Linked DNA regions of Homo sapiens: region 2 is linked to region 1. The links are chromatin contacts, found by Hi-C or POLR2A ChIA-PET in ENCODE. All regions are on one chromosome and are shown on one strand. Each heading gives the region's core, a stretch centred on a gene start or an enhancer-like site at or near the end of the contact. The rest is flanking DNA. Distances are from core to core; before and after follow the strand shown.

Evidence for each region. Hi-C counts contacts between places; a loop is a spot of excess contacts on that map. ChIA-PET counts read pairs that join two places held with the same protein, here RNA polymerase II (POLR2A). Pooled maps may share reads with other maps.
Region 2: a pooled map shows a loop between it and region 1 (8-fold over the local background). The contact joins the promoter of SMAD3 here to the enhancer-like site in region 1. A Hi-C loop is called at or near these places in 1 of 37 single-sample maps with no recorded cell type and 4 of 50 pooled maps. POLR2A ChIA-PET finds 5 or more read pairs at or near these places in 1 of 52 experiments (SK-N-SH).

The regions. Positions count from the first base shown.
Region 1 is chr15:67,760,210-67,762,909 of GRCh38, reverse strand. The region is part of intron 19 of MAP2K5 (mitogen-activated protein kinase kinase 5); the gene reads right to left. Among named protein-coding and RNA genes, the nearest start is that of SKOR1, 64 kb to the left of the region's middle. RefSeq lists a silencer at 1-53. Within about 2 kb of position 1,314, at least 2 of the 41 ENCODE cell types and tissues checked have a DNase peak (open chromatin) inside an H3K27ac peak, as active enhancers do.
Region 2 is chr15:67,064,258-67,066,957 of GRCh38, reverse strand. SMAD3 (SMAD family member 3) reads right to left here and starts at 1,356. Exons shown (of 9, transcript NM_005902.4): 1 at 598-1,356. The coding sequence starts at 803. RefSeq lists silencers at 140-229, 250-309, 560-609, 760-919, 1,090-1,579 and enhancers at 30-798, 2,338-2,700.

The DNA of each region.
Region 1 (2,700 bases), core at 65-2,564:
GTCTCAGATGGGCCTGGAACCACGGGGTAAAGGCCTGAATTTTTGCCACTGAAAGGCCCATCCTACCCATAAACCCTTTAATCAAGGAGAACCAGCTGTTAGCCAAGTGAACATCACTACCAGATGGCTTATAAAAAACAAAATATAAACAAACAGGTCTAAAGGAATCTGTCTCTGGGTAACTGAAGTTTGAGATTATAGAGATTTTTTTTCCTATTTTCTTTTTCTCCTAAAAGTGTTTTGGAAGTTCTTCAGTATTGGGATAAAAGAGAATAGAAATGATCTTTGTCATTAATGTCAAAATGGATTCTTCATTTAGTCTGCTTGTTTTTTTTTTTTTTTTTGTCTGTCATTTAAAAGACTTATATTTACTTAGAAATGTTGTAAACATATGGTAAAGAGCTTGGTGTTTTATTACATTTCTTGAAAATAGGTGAGTGGAGAAATGGAAAATAGGTTAATCTTTTAAACTGTATTTATAATTGCTTCCTTTCCAAAGCCAATGAGCATCTTTTTTCTCTTTTTATTTTAGGTCTCTTGTTGGTCATCAGCCATAGTGCACAGCAGTTTTTAGATGTGCCTACATGAACAGTACACACATACTCACACACTAACATCCACATACATCTCCCTTTTCAGTGGCTTAGGCAGAGCAGCAAAAAACATACTTGTCTCATACCGAAGGGATTTCATTTACAAAAGTAAAACCCGTTATTGTCCTCTTTCTCTGCAGCCTCCCAATGCATTTCTACTGCTTTTCATAAAACACTGCTGCAAATAATCAAGCATGACCACTGACATCCACAAGATTGAGTTTTAGGAACCATTAAATGAGCTCACCCTCGTGGGAAGTCTCCTGCTCAGGCTGGTCTAAAGGTAATTATTCAGCAATTCCTACCTGTGCTTTTACCTTGTTCCTATACAGTGTTTGAATTTCATACACTGGTCAGGTCAACTTTTTTCCTCAGGAAAAGTCCAGCTATACATGTTTGATCCAGTACCTAAATTATAATGTTAATATACACACTGGCATTTCAGCTGGTTCTACAGAAGTGCTGATTAAAAGCACTCTTAAAGGTAGATCATAAATTATATTAAAAACAAAACAGAAAAATCTAGGAGAGAAAAAAACCCTTAATAGGTGCCTAAATGAAAAAAAATTGATCTTTTCATAGATAAAGAGTTAAGATTGAAACATCTGAACCACATCCACACACTGTTGAAGTACAGGAACCTGGCAGGTCCGTGTCCTGAAAAACCAACAAGCCATAACACTATCAAGTCAGACTCTGAGAACTCACTGTAAATCCAAAGTCCACATCACCACACTGTATGTCCTCCTGAATGTTCACTCGACTGTTAGTTAAAATAATTACTGCCATTTGCCACCTGCACTGCCAGCTACAGATAAGGGGGGAAACAGAACTACCAGTGGCTGCGTGTATGAGTGTTGGCTTTATTTGCTTACACATTTTTAAACAAATTCAAAGGCTGCTTCAGCTGCAATTCAAAGGCTGAGAATTATACGTGAAACTGTGCTATAGTTGGTTTCATAAAATAGACAGACAGAAGGGAATTTAAAGCTGGTTTAAGGAGACACTACACCAGTTTAAAACTAGTTACTATGAGGGGAACAAAGGGAAAGAGGGAGGGAGGGAAGAAGAGGAAATGAAAAAATAGAACCACATACTGTGAAATGAACAAGTTCAGTTAGAATGTTCATCAGGATTTGGAAAATCATAATGCCATCTGCTACTCTGGACCTCAAAACATCAGGGATCTCGTGGGCCCAGACGCTTCCATTTCCAGGAGGAAGGAAGGAACTTACACTCCCTGGAATGCTGCCTCCATTCTGGAATGGAGGCAACACCCCAGCCGACCAGTTTGGAATCTCTTTTGAGAACATTTGTACTGCTCACATACACATTTTCCCTGGTTTAGAGAAAATTAACAGCCGGCAAAACGATTACAGCAACTCGGCAGTGAAGCAGAGCAGTGCCCCCAGCCCAAGCTGCTGGGTAACTGACCCTGGCATCCAACTTGGGCTCAGGGTGTGTAGGTCCCATCATGGTGGATTAAATGAGCATTGTCCTATGGCTGGGTAAGACTTCACAATACAGCAACACATGTTAAATGACAGCAGCCAAAACTGGCCCCACCAGGCAACTGCCCATTCACAGACCGCTATTCACAGGCCTCCACCACCAAGAAATTAATTCATTAATAATACATCAGGCTTCATGGACAATTCAAAGGAAATAACACAAAGCTACTTGTTCAATGACTGCCTAAAGATGCAGAATTTTTCCTGGTTAAAAAATCCCCACAAATCTAATTGACTTACTAAATCAAAATTATGGGGATGTTTATGTTAATATTTTGGTTAGTAAAAAAGAAGAAATGGATAAGGTCTATTGGCTGAATTCACTCAGTGCCACTTGGAAATAATAAAAATATAGATTTTTTTCAGCAATAGTTAATAAAATCTAATTTTATATAATTGTGTGTTTAAAAAAACTTTTTTTTACTTCAAGTGACTTTGTACATCCTTCAGACTATGAGGAAAAAATTTTCTTATAACTTGTTTCTTCTGTAACATTTTGTATTCACTTCTTTCTTACTCCTCCCTTCTGACAACTCATAAATATGAATTAAATATAATTATAAGTGAACAGAACATTAACTTTTGGATTACTGCTG
Region 2 (2,700 bases), core at 107-2,606, 700 kb after region 1:
ACAACCGAGTCTAAAAATACTCGATAAAAATGCTAATCCCGAAGGCAAAGAAAGAACGAAGAAGGAATCTGTCAATCACTAGGCTCCCGCTCCTCACCCACAGCCCCAGCTGTACGGACCGCATTCCTGTAGAGGAAAGTGGGGAGACCCGACTGAAGAAAAGAAACGCAAAGACACCACCACCTCCACGAGCGCGGGCCGCGGGGGCGGGAGGCGGCGGCGGAGGAGGGGCTCCGGCCCGCGGAGCCGAACAAAGCGGGCCTCAACTTCCAGCCCCAGCTCCCCGGAGTGGGGGCGGCCGAGTCCCGCAGCAACCCGCTCTCCCCTCCCGGAGGTGGAAAGGGAATGTGAGGTGTGGAAGCCAGAGTGCCGCGTGGAAGCCTCGGGCTCTGATCTTTGCAAATCAGAGATGGTTTTGTTTGGGGTCCCCCCACCCCCTTCCTGCCCGCGCTCTCCCACTCTCACACACACGCACCCACACAGTCTCACTCCCTCCCTCTCTCTCCCTCTTCCCATCTCCAGCCCCACTGGGTCGGCCCCGCAGTGCCAGGGGGCTGGGCCGGCGTGACCCCGGGTCCCCCCCGGGCGGGCCCCCACCTGGGGATGGTGATGCACTTGGTGTTGACGTTCTGCGTGGTGATGGCCTTCTCCAGCTCGTCCAGCTGCCCCGTCTTCTTGAGTTTCTTGACCAGGCTCTTGACCGCCTTCTCGCACCATTTCTCCTCCTGCCCGTTCTGCTCGCCCTTCTTCCAGCCCAGCAGGCGCTTCACGATCGGGGGAGTGAAAGGCAGGATGGACGACATGGCTGGGGAGGGCGCGCGGGCGGCGAGGAGCGCCCCCGGCGGGGCTGGGCTCGACGGGACGCCGGGGGCGCAGAGGGGAGCTCGGCCGGGGCCTGCCGCGGTCGCCCAAACTTCGCCTCAACTCTCGGCGAAGTTGCCGGGGCGCCGGGCCGGGCCGCGGCGCTGCAGCCTGCGGGGCTCGGCGCGCGGCCCTGCGCCCGGAGCGGCTCCCACGGCGAAGAGAAGAGCGGCCGGGCGGGCGGACGGCAGCAGTGCAGGGTCGGGAAGGCCCCGAACGCGGGGCGGAGGCGGCGGCCGCGAGACTCCAAGTGGCAGCAGAAGTTTGGGTTTCCGCACGGGGTAGCTGTTTGGGTGCCGCCTCCGGGAAGGAAAGTCCAACCCCCGGCCAAACTTCGCTCGCCTCGCTAGCTTTGATGCGCAGATCCCTCCGCCTCTGCGGCCTCACCGCCCCGCCACCCTCCTCCTCCCGGCTCGCCGCTCGCTCGCTCGCTGGCTGGGCCGGCCCGGGGCGTGCGCCGCGCTCCCGCTCCCGCCCGCTCCCAGTCTGTGTTTCATGCAAATCCGCGTGCAGCCTCCTTTCCAAGTGCTGTCACCGCCCCCTCGCCGCCGGGGCTCCCCGCCTCCTCCCCCGCGCCCCGCCACCTCCTCCCGCGGGCGCCCTGCCCGCCCCCTGCTCCGGGGAGGGCGCCCGGCCGGCCACCACCCCGCGCCCAGCACGCCCACGTGGGCGACCCGGGCGGCGGCAGTCCTGGCTGGAGCGCGCGGGACCCTGCGCGGCCCCGACCTGAAGTCGGGCGGGCGCGGGGAGGAAGTCCTGGGAAACACGGCGAGAGGGGCCTCGGGCGGGAGGGCTGAGCGCGGCCCGTGGCGTCCGCTCTCGGAGTCCACACTCGGGCGGCTCGGTTGGAGTTGCGGGCCGGAGAGGGTTGGACTCGCAGCAAGTAAGCGTCGTCCGGACGCGAGTGCACCCTGGAGAGGACCCGAGCCCGAGAGGGGGCGCGCGGAAGGCCCGGGCCCAGGAAGTTGGGGCCCGCACTTGGCCTCGCGCTTGCTGATCCCCGTCAAGGCCCTTGGCCGGCGCCGGCGCCCCTGGGCTGTTTTTATTCTCTAGTCGGTGAGATCACACCGGCCGAGAGCCTCGGGAACGTGTGCGGAGGAGGAGGGGGTGAGAAGTGGGTCCTCAGAAGTGGAGAGCTGGGGACACCAGTGACAACCTGGACAATGGCTGGAGCCAGGGGTCTCTTGAGCCTTGTGAACCGAGTGCCCGGCAGAAAATGAGCCTCAAGGACATCTGTTGAGTTCTTGAAGGAATGAATGGAGGGGCTTTCGAATTTATCTTTGAAAGAAATTTACATAACAGGGTGTTTGTTGCTGGATCTCCTGATAGAGAAGGATCGGAAATTTGATAATTGCCAATAAATGGAAGAGAGTTTTGTTTCCAAAGCAATGAACTCACAAAAAAGTGGGGCAAGACAGGAGTTTTCGGAGAGTTTGTGTATTCAAAAAAAGCAAAACAACAACAAACCAATTGGCACATTGGGGAGCTCCGCGGCTTTTCTCCCCACCAAAAGAATTCAGGGGCGTCTGCCCGCAGGGCCCTCGGCGGTTTTCAGGAGCTACTCCAGGCCCCTCGGCCTTTCTCTTGCTGCCTCCCGCAGCCGACTAGCCGGTGTCTAAGCCCTTTGTTTGTTTTTAACAGCAGGAATCTCCCACCCCCACCCCTGCTTTGTTAAAAAAAAAAAGTTATCTGGAACCCTCAAGTGGGTGGGGAGTTACAAAGCCCTGTGAGGTGTGGCGGAATCCACAGTCAGCCCAGAAGCGGCAGGGGCCCTTGCCTTGCTCCGGAGAACCGCCTCCCACAAGCCAATCCGCAGCTGCTGCTGCAGAAGTGCGCTGT